2 separate regions of the Homo sapiens genome follow, and region 1 is linked to region 2. Evidence: chromatin loops called from intact Hi-C (ENCODE). Cell type or tissue: heart right ventricle. All regions are shown on one strand. Links, peaks and the distances in the headings refer to the core of each region. The heading gives the core; the rest is flanking DNA.

The links. Peaks named below come from ENCODE experiments on the same cell type or tissue, not always from the same donor. Only the 100,000 strongest peaks of a DNase experiment are listed, where the experiment ranks them.
Region 1: a loop joins it to region 2, with 2.5 times the contacts of the local background. A loop is called at or near these places in 3 of 110 quality-filtered maps.

Annotation. Positions count from the first base shown.
Region 1 is chr4:169,302,461-169,307,334 of GRCh38, forward strand. The region is part of intron 2 of LOC105377529 (a long non-coding RNA gene); the gene reads right to left. Among named protein-coding and RNA genes, the nearest start is that of SH3RF1, 34 kb to the left of the region's middle. In heart right ventricle, for the core only: no CTCF peak of the experiment used is centred there; no DNase peak of the experiment used is centred there; H3K27ac peaks cover 1,000 bases.
Region 2 is chr4:168,920,996-168,925,499 of GRCh38, forward strand. It overlaps PALLD (palladin, cytoskeletal associated protein), which reads left to right. Exons shown (of 22, transcript NM_001166108.2): 18 at 539-746; 19 at 3,260-3,425; 20 at 3,950-4,083; 21 at 4,238-4,283. The coding sequence ends at 4,251. It also overlaps a transcript of CBR4 not described here. Among named protein-coding and RNA genes, the nearest start is that of CBR4, 87 kb to the right of the region's middle. In heart right ventricle, for the core only: CTCF peaks have their summits at 2,881 (motif pointing right) and 3,091; a DNase peak (open chromatin) is centred at 2,920.

The DNA of each region.
Region 1 (4,874 bases), core at 1,315-3,814, 380 kb after region 2:
AATATTTTCAAAAGTTATATCTGATAAAGGACGGTTATACAAATATACAAAGTACTCTTAAAACTCAACAATAAGAAAACAACAACCCAATTAAAAAAATAGACCACAGAACATAATAGACACTTCTGAAGAAGATCTACAGATGACAAATAAGCTTATGAAGATATGCTCATCATATGTCATTAGGAAATGCAGCAAGTGCAACTTAAAACAACAATGAGATACCACTACACACCTATTAGAATGGCCAAAATCCACAACTCTGACAACACCAAATGCTGAATCTGTATTAGTCAGGGTTTTGCAGAGAAACAGAACCAATAGATATAAAAGAAGATTTACTATATGGACTTGGCTCACACGATTATGGAGGCTGAGAAGTCCCTCCTCTGTCATCTGCAGGCTGGAGACTCAGGAAAGCTGGTGGTGTAATTTACTCTGAGTTTGAAGGCCTGAGAACAAGGGGAACTATTGATGTAAATCCCAGTCTGAAAATGATATGAGATGTCCTAGATGCAGCAGTGAGGAAGGTAAAAAAGAGGAGGCAGGGAGCAAATTCCTCCCTTCTCCACCTTTGTTCTGTTTAGGCCCTTAATGGATTGATTGATTGCTGTTGTGGATGACAGCCACAATGGGGAGGGCAATCAACTAAATCCATGGATAGTCAAATGGTAATCTCATCTGGAAACACCCTGACAGACACACTCAGAAACAATGTTTCATCCAGGTGCCTCTAAACCCACTCAAATTGACACATAAAATTAATCTTCACAAATCCACCCCTGTCAACTTGGTACCCATGCATACCTCCCCAATCCATATTAATAAAGACAACAAAAAGTCTTAATTCTGCCTAACATACCACAACTATCCTGCAAACAATCAAAAGCGCACAAACCTCTTCCCTAGGAAAGGAGGTAAGGTCCTTTAGTGATACTTAACTCTTCTCCTTCGTATCTCATAACTCAGATACTATGATGTAAAGTTAACAATACTGAAATACTGTGATATAAAATCAGTACATCTAAGGTTACATGATAAGGCAGTAAGAAAGGAAGGAAAACAAAGATTATATACACACATATTCATAGCAACATAGGAGAAAATAATCATGACAATTACATTCCTAACTGATCTTGTAGTCATGGTGGTAGCCAGTATTTTTAACTATGGGTGGAGGAAGGAGGAACCTTCTACTACATATTCTGTATTCCCTTTGCCTTCAGCAAGCTCCTCAGCTGGTTGTGATTCTTCTTTGGTGTGGTGACCCAAAATTTTATTCCTGAAGGATTTGGGACATTAATAATCCTGGCTGGACTGGGTTTTTGTAATTTAATCACAGGATGCAGTAATACTAAGAGATGCCCCACGTGACCTCCTGTATTCCACATATGCTCTTTCTTTGGTTGTGGTTGGTCTACTACAACCAAAGTAGACCAGCTTTCCCTTGGGAGTCAGGATCAATCACCCCAGCCAACACCATGACTCCCTTTCACGAGGAGACACAACAATGATTCCACTGAACTGGAAGGTAAGACCAGCCACAGTAGGAACTCTCATTCATTGCTTATGGGAATGCGAAATGGTACGGCCACTTTGGAAGACAGTTTGGTGGTTTCTTACAAAACTAAACATCCTCTTCCCATACGATCCAGCAATTATCCCCTTTGGTATTTACCCAAGGAAGCTGAAGTATTATTTCCACACAAAACCTGCATACAGATGTTTATGACAGCTTTATTCATAATTGCCAAAACTTGGAAGAAATCAAGATGTCCTTTAGTAATTGAATGGATAAATGAACTGCAGTATATCCAGCCAGTGGAATATGATTCAGCAGTAAAAAGAAATGAGCTACCAAGCCAGGAGAAGACATAGAAAAGTCTTAAATGTCTATTACTAAGTGAAGGGAGCCAATCTGAAAAGACAACATACTGTATGATTCCAACTCTATGACAACCTGGAAAATGCAAATCTATGGAGACAGGAAAAAGTTCAGTGGTTTCCAAGGGTTGCGGGGAGGGAAAGGTGAATAGGCAGAGCACAGAGGACTTTTAGGGCAGTGAGACTACTCAGTATATCATTACAGTGGCAGAGACATGTCACTATAAATTTGTCCAAACTCATAAAATATGCAACACTAAGAGTGAAACCTAATGTAAACTATGGACTTTGGATGACAAGATGTGTCTGTGTAGGTTGATAATTTGTAACAGATGTACCACTCTGTTGAAGGAGATTAATAATGGGTGAGTTGCATGAATGGGGGCACGGGGTAGATGGGGAATCTCTATACCTTCCACTCAGTTTTGGTGTGAACCTAACACTGATCTAAAATATAAAGCCTACTAAAAAAAAAAATACACTCACATACATGCACACACACACACACACTCACACACTTTTGGCTAGTGAGGAAAAACTCATGTGTGTGTGTTATACAATATATCCCTATCTCTTGATATAAAAAAATAGCTTTCAAAATTTTTGCTTGGGGCCTGGTGTGGTGGTGCGTACCTATAGCTCTAGAGCTTTGGGAGGCTGAGGCAGGAGGATTGCTTAAGGCCAGGAATTTGAGACCAGCTTGGGCAATATAGTGAAGACCCTGTCTTTAAGAGACCTTGTCTCTTAAAAAACTAAAAATTTTTTTTTATTAGTTCAGTTCCCTCATCTGGTAAGTGAAGCAAATAAGAGTACCTTAAAGAATTGTGGAATTAAATGGGTTATATATAGGGAACAGTGTGTGGGATATGGTAAGCACCATGTAAGAGTTTGGTATTGTAATTAATGAAGGACAGCAATGCTTTATACTACTGGAAAAGCTCCAGTATAAAACTGGTAATAGGAACAATGTAAATTTGTAACTACCATAGATAATTATATCACTACGCAAATAAAATGTGAAAAAAATTTCCTTAGTTCCTGTAACTTGGTAGTAGCTGCAACCTCAGTGCTTGCTTTGTTGGCATCTACTTGAAGATTGTGCCAATTAGTGCAAACAGAAAAGTAGCACAATGGATTTAGAGTCATTTTGTTCAAAATAAGGCAATACTTTCCTATAAAGCACTGTATTTTACTGTAAAAAAATTAAGAAAAATTAAAAGCAAACTGAATATAGATTTAGACCAAAGAGAAAATTTAAATATTTTTGTGCTGAGAGAACATGATGCCATCTCCTTCTGGGTAGACAATGACAAGGCCCTGAAATCCTGTGAGCATGAAGTTTGCTTGGATAATGAGATTGTCACTGTGACCTCCTCTTGGCTCAAGGCCTCTTGTTTATTTCTGGTTTTCAGTCATGCTCTTGGCATAGCTCAAATGCTCAAGAATATTTATCATCCCTGTTCATGTTTCCAAAGCAGACAGGATTTGCTGTTCCCTGCCATGAGAGGGGAATACAGAGTGAGGACACCTGCTGTGGGGTGGGACGGGGAGGGAGGCGCCTGGTGTTCCCTGGGCCATGTCTTACTAGGAGATAGATTGTATGTCTCAGGTCACAGGTGTCCCAGACTGTGGTTCTAGTGGGTCTGTGACCATTAGTCAGCCTGAACCTCCCTTCACATCCTGTCCCCTCTGTGTAAAGTATTCCTCCTCCCTCTATCTTCTCCTTTCTAGCAATTGGGAGGATGAAGGCAGCTTGAGGTTCTCTGTGGCTGCTGTGTAAGTGGACTAAGTGGGCCCTCAAAGTCTATTTTTCAGAAGGGAGCAGAAAACCCCAAAAGGCTTCATTTCTAAGCTTCATCCTCCAACACAGTTTCCTGGAAACTCTACTCACCATTAATCGTTTATGCCCTGCTCCACACTTGACCAGCAAAACTCCGATCTAACCTTCCTATTTGTGAAAGCTCTGGAGGGAAAGAGGAATGAATGGGAGAAGTCAGGGCCTAAACTCCTTCACATGCCTAATGCTTCATGTGCATCAAACCCTACACAAAACATTTGGAAGAGGGGAAGGAGGGAGGAGGCTTAGTATTTAATGGGTACAGAGGTTTCATTTGAGAAGATGAAGAAAGTTCTAGAGAATGGATGGTACTGATGGTTGCCAACAATGTGGGTGTACTTAATGCCACTGAACTGTACACTTTAGAAGGGTTACAATGGTAAATTTTATGTTTGTATATATTTTACCACAATTTTGAAAAGATGCAACTAAAAAATAACCCCAATATTTAGAGTAAGCAATAAGCATCTGTGTATCTACACACACAGAGGAATGAATATATTTATTCATGTCAATTTCTTATTAGAATGATCAAGGTGATTATAAATTTTCTCATAATAGTCCCAGGATGAGAGGCAAGTATAATACTGTGGAGTCAGATGGTTCCAGATCTGAATTCTGGCTCTGCCACCTATTCAGTATATTATCTTGGGCAAGTTATCTATTTCTTGAGCCTCAGTTTCCTGATCTTTTAGAGGTATAGAATCTTACATATGGCATCAGTTTCAATGAACTAATACATAAAGGACCTAGTGGCAGATCTGGCAAAGAAGGGACACTCAAGTGTTTCATTCATGTCTGTGTTTCCCCTTTCAGGTGCAATGCAAGTGGGTCTACAGGCAATGCCCACTCCTGAGAATCCTGTTCCACTTCCAAGGAGCTCCAGGAGCTCTGTCTGCTCTATTGTGAATCCAACTCAATTTGATATCCCCAGGCTTATCAAAAATCAATCCTTACACTGTGGGCTCATTATTTTATAGGAAGACTGGAGTCACACTCTATTTACAAAGTCTTTGAGGTAAGTGATGACCTGTTGGAAAAATGCTTATAGTTTTAGAATTACCACACAATGCCTCTGACAAGACCTACTCCTGCTGGGATGAACTGGTTTCATGTGTATTAGATTATATGCCAAGAAATACTTGCCTTAAGA
Region 2 (4,504 bases), core at 1,827-4,326:
TCGGTCTTCTCTAGGTTGCTCTGTAAGAATTGTTTAGATGTAAGCTGGTGAGTGCTCAGGAAGCCAAAGTTTAAAGCAAAAGTTTTAAGCAAAAGAGTAACATGAGCTGATACTAAAAGCCATCTCTTGGCCCGGTGCAATGGCTCATGCTTGTAATCCCAGCACTTTGGGAGGCTGAGGCAGGCGGATCACCTGAGGTCAGGAGTTCAAGACCAGCCCGGCCAACATAGTGAAACCCTATCTCTACTGAAAATACTAAAAATTAGGCTGGCATAGTGGCAGGCATCTGTAATCCCAGCTACTCAGGAGGCTGAGACAGGAGAATCGCTTGAACCCGGGAGGCAGAGGTTGCAGTGAGCTGAGATTGTGCCACTGCACTCCAGCCTGGGCAATAAGAGTGAAACTCTGTCCAAAAAAAAAAAAAAAAAAAAGCCACCTCTTGTACTACTGAAGGAGGAATTTATGCAGACTTCTTAGCTACCAGTGATTTCACTCTGTTTTAATACAAAAATTTACATGTATTTCTTTTATGATTTAGGTCAGTGGGTTACCAACCCCAGATCTAAGCTGGCAACTAGATGGAAAGCCCGTACGCCCTGACAGTGCTCACAAGATGCTGGTGCGTGAGAACGGGGTGCACTCTCTGATCATAGAGCCAGTCACGTCACGTGATGCCGGCATCTACACATGTATAGCTACCAACCGAGCAGGACAGAACTCATTCAGCCTGGAGCTTGTGGTTGCTGGTAGGCTCATCTGTGAATCCTTGCTCTCTGACAGAATGAACATCAGACTTACAAATGTAAACTAATTCTACATTACTAACCAATACGGAAAATAAAGTATTGAAAAAATAGATTGTATCATCAAAATAGCCAATGAGGACATGGTTATAAGGCCTAGCAAAACAGAAACAGAAATCTTTCATTTCTCCCACTAACCTGGCAAAGAGAGAAAAAGATTTTATTAGCTCTTTTGGGTCATTCGACCTCCTGTGTGTATAGTGGCCCCTAGTGTTACATAGAGAAATAGTAACAGCAGCATGGACTCCAAGAACCAAAGAATTTGCTTATATATAAAGTTTTATATTTATATATATATATATATACACACACACACACACACACACACACACACACACACACACACCTGGTTTTTAAAACAACACTGTCATCTACCCTCATAGTCATTGTCAAACTACACTCAGATTTGCTTTTTCACTGATTATTGTGTAGGTAAATTCTGTAAAAGTGCTGTTACATGAAGTCTTATGCTTTGAGAAGCCTAAAAGGAAAACACATTTATGGAAAGGTTTTTATACCATCCTTAAGAGTTAGGTGTTGAGTACCTGATCTCTTTTAAGAAAGAACATAACAAAACATTTATTTCTTCTACCTCTTTATGCAAAGTGCTTCATGTACATTATGTATCAGTTGGCCCTCACATGAGCCTTATGAGATAATCAGAGCAAATCTTCTCTGAATTTTCCAGGGTCCCACTTAGTAAGCTGATGATTAGATTTAACACAAGACTCCTAGTGCTCTTCTAAACACACTACGTCACTGAGCTCTTTCAAGAAATAGAGTAGCAATGAGAATAAAACCCAAGAAGTCTTGACAAAACTCTTGGATTATGATTCTGATAATGGTACCAAGATGTTTTCACATAAAAATGTGGTAAATATGTGGACTGTGGTGCTACAGGTTAGCCATGCTTTCAAGTTTTGTACAAAGTACTCTATATTCTTACATGCTACAATTGATTTCATTCCTCTAACCTCAAACTAAAACTTCACTTTTCTGCTGTTAAATATGCCTTTTGATCACATAGATACCTCAGTGCGCATCAGCTGGCACTCCTGTCAGAAGACGGTGATGCACAGTAATTGGAAGCAAAGTCTTTGGGGTCAGATCTGCTCCAGTCCCGGCTCTTGTCGATTTTACTAGTGTGACATTTGGCAAATAGCTATCTCTGCGACTTAGTTTCTCCATATATAAAATGGGAATATAATGCCTCACAGTGCTTTCCTAAGGATTAAATCATAAAAATGTGTATGAAGCTCTGCATAACTAGTACCCTGCACAGCAATGCTGCAAAGTGGTAGATGTTATTCTTACTGATGAGTTGCTATGACATTAAGACTTGTTTTATACATTTTATGTTCTTTGCAAAACTGGAGCCCCAGAAAGAATACAAAGTGAGCTTCTGTTCCCACTTCTCCCAGAATAGCCTAGGATGGGCAACCATGTAAAATTCAATAAAAATCCAACCTTCTAACTAACTCGTGGTGTTGGAGAGTATTAAGCATTTGAAAAGTTCAGGTAGAATTTTCATCCTTTTTGAGCTCTTTCCTAGCTGCTTTGCTGTGATATATCTGTCACTCCAGATGAGGGAGTAGTGGTGGAAAAGGAATGCATTCTCAGATTCATTGTTGGTAGTTCAAAAGAAAATAAGTAAACCTTATTCATTCTCTGAAGTACTTTCCACCACTACTACAACTGATCCAAGAAAACAATTTCCCATTGGATGGTATTATTCAGAGTGTTATTAACAATCAGTCCTGAATTTTTCAGAATAGTACTAAAGTTGTCTTTTTTTTTTAATGGGTTCCTTCCTTCAAGGTTATAATAAAGCTTTTTTATAACCTTCAAAGAATACAAAGTGGAATTTGTAATTTATAGGATATACATTCCTAGTTTACAGGTAACTATTTAAAGCTGCCAAATTTAGATAAAGATGCCTCCCCTTTAAATTGCCCCCTTTAAATTCTATGGCATGTCTCACTTAAGAGTTACAAATATTCAGAATATTCATGGCAAACATGGCAAACGGCAGTGAGGGAATCTAAGTGGTCAAATTCCTAGAAATACTTGTCCTCAGCACCACTAGGTGGCAGTAGTTGGTTGAGGCTGTGAATGATCGGTAACATAATCACTAGTAGTGAAGCCATCACAGATGCTAGCAATGACTTAGGAGTCTCCCACAGCTGGTCAGACAGGCATTCTGTGAAGCAGATGGCCAGTGGACAGTGTGAGCCTATCAGACTTGAATTAATTGAGGAAATAAATGAGCGGAATGAAGTATACAGACCTTTGCTTGGTAAAAGAATAATTTGGAGAGGGGACTAGCATCTTACCACCTGGAGTAAAAAATGGTATCATAAAAGATCTATTCAAGCAATATTCCAAAAGCCTTCTGAATTCTTTCTAGTGCTCCTTTTGTATATCATTGATAGAGAATTCATCTCATGTTTTCTTAGCTAAAGAAGCACACAAACCCCCTGTGTTTATTGAGAAGCTCCAAAACACAGGAGTTGCTGATGGGTACCCAGTGCGGCTGGAATGTCGTGTATTGGGAGTGCCACCACCTCAGATATTTTGGAAGAAAGAAAATGAATCACTCACTCACAGCACTGACCGAGTGAGGTAAGACTGCACAATGAGAACCTGATCCTTAACTGTTCAGTCCTAATGATGTATCAAAAGATACATTTTATATAGCATGGAAATCTATGTGTAAAAGCCACATAGATGTTTTGATTTTTGATGAAATCAATCAAAGACAAAAACCATGCGTTACCCAATGTAGGATTAAGCTTTTAGAAGGAAGCTATGGGTGTTTGATCTAATGGTGATTTCTTAAAAGTGTTTATCATTCTATCTAAAAGAAAAGATGAATTCATTTGCTTTAGTGATAAAAGACTATTCAGTGGTTTTTGTAAAGGCAGATCCTCAACTAGGAATTAAGCACACAGATGTATTCAACTCTTGACGTCTGTTCTTTCTCCCATTAACTTTAATGGAGCTAGTAATCTCTACAGAATAAGTATGACCCTATTATCAGCTACTTGCACAATTCTGTTTCTAATGATCTAATTAAAAATGATGCTTCATGTCCAAAGCCACTTTTAAAAAATTTAGAACCCTAATGACTTTATCCTTTTCTCCAGCATGCACCAGGACAACCACGGCTACATCTGCCTGCTCATTCAGGGAGCCACAAAAGAAGATGCTGGGTGGTATACTGTGTCAGCCAAGAATGAAGCAGGGATTGTGTCCTGTACTGCCAGGCTGGACGTTTACAGTGAGTGCCACTTCATCTCATTTCATTGCGTTTACTCATTAAATTATGAAAAATTAGACATCTGGACAGCAAATCACATTACTCTTTATAAACAACTATTGTGTTTTATTTGTCAAAAAAATTCATATTGCTCTCTCTCTCTTTCTATTTGTAGTTTCTCGACATTAATAGTGAACCACACCAGGAGAACAAATACCCAAGTATCATTCAGGAACTTTGAATTATTAGCAAAATATGCATGTTGATTTCTCTTACATTGGCTAGTTAGTTGTGGCTTCCTTACTCAAGCATCCTTAGGAGTTAACAGTAGGCAAAGGCATAACCATGTTTTTCACATGTTCTTGTTACTGTGTTCTGCAAATGACTGCCTTTTAACATTTCTTCCTATATTCTATCGCAGTGTCCTAATGCACTCTAAACG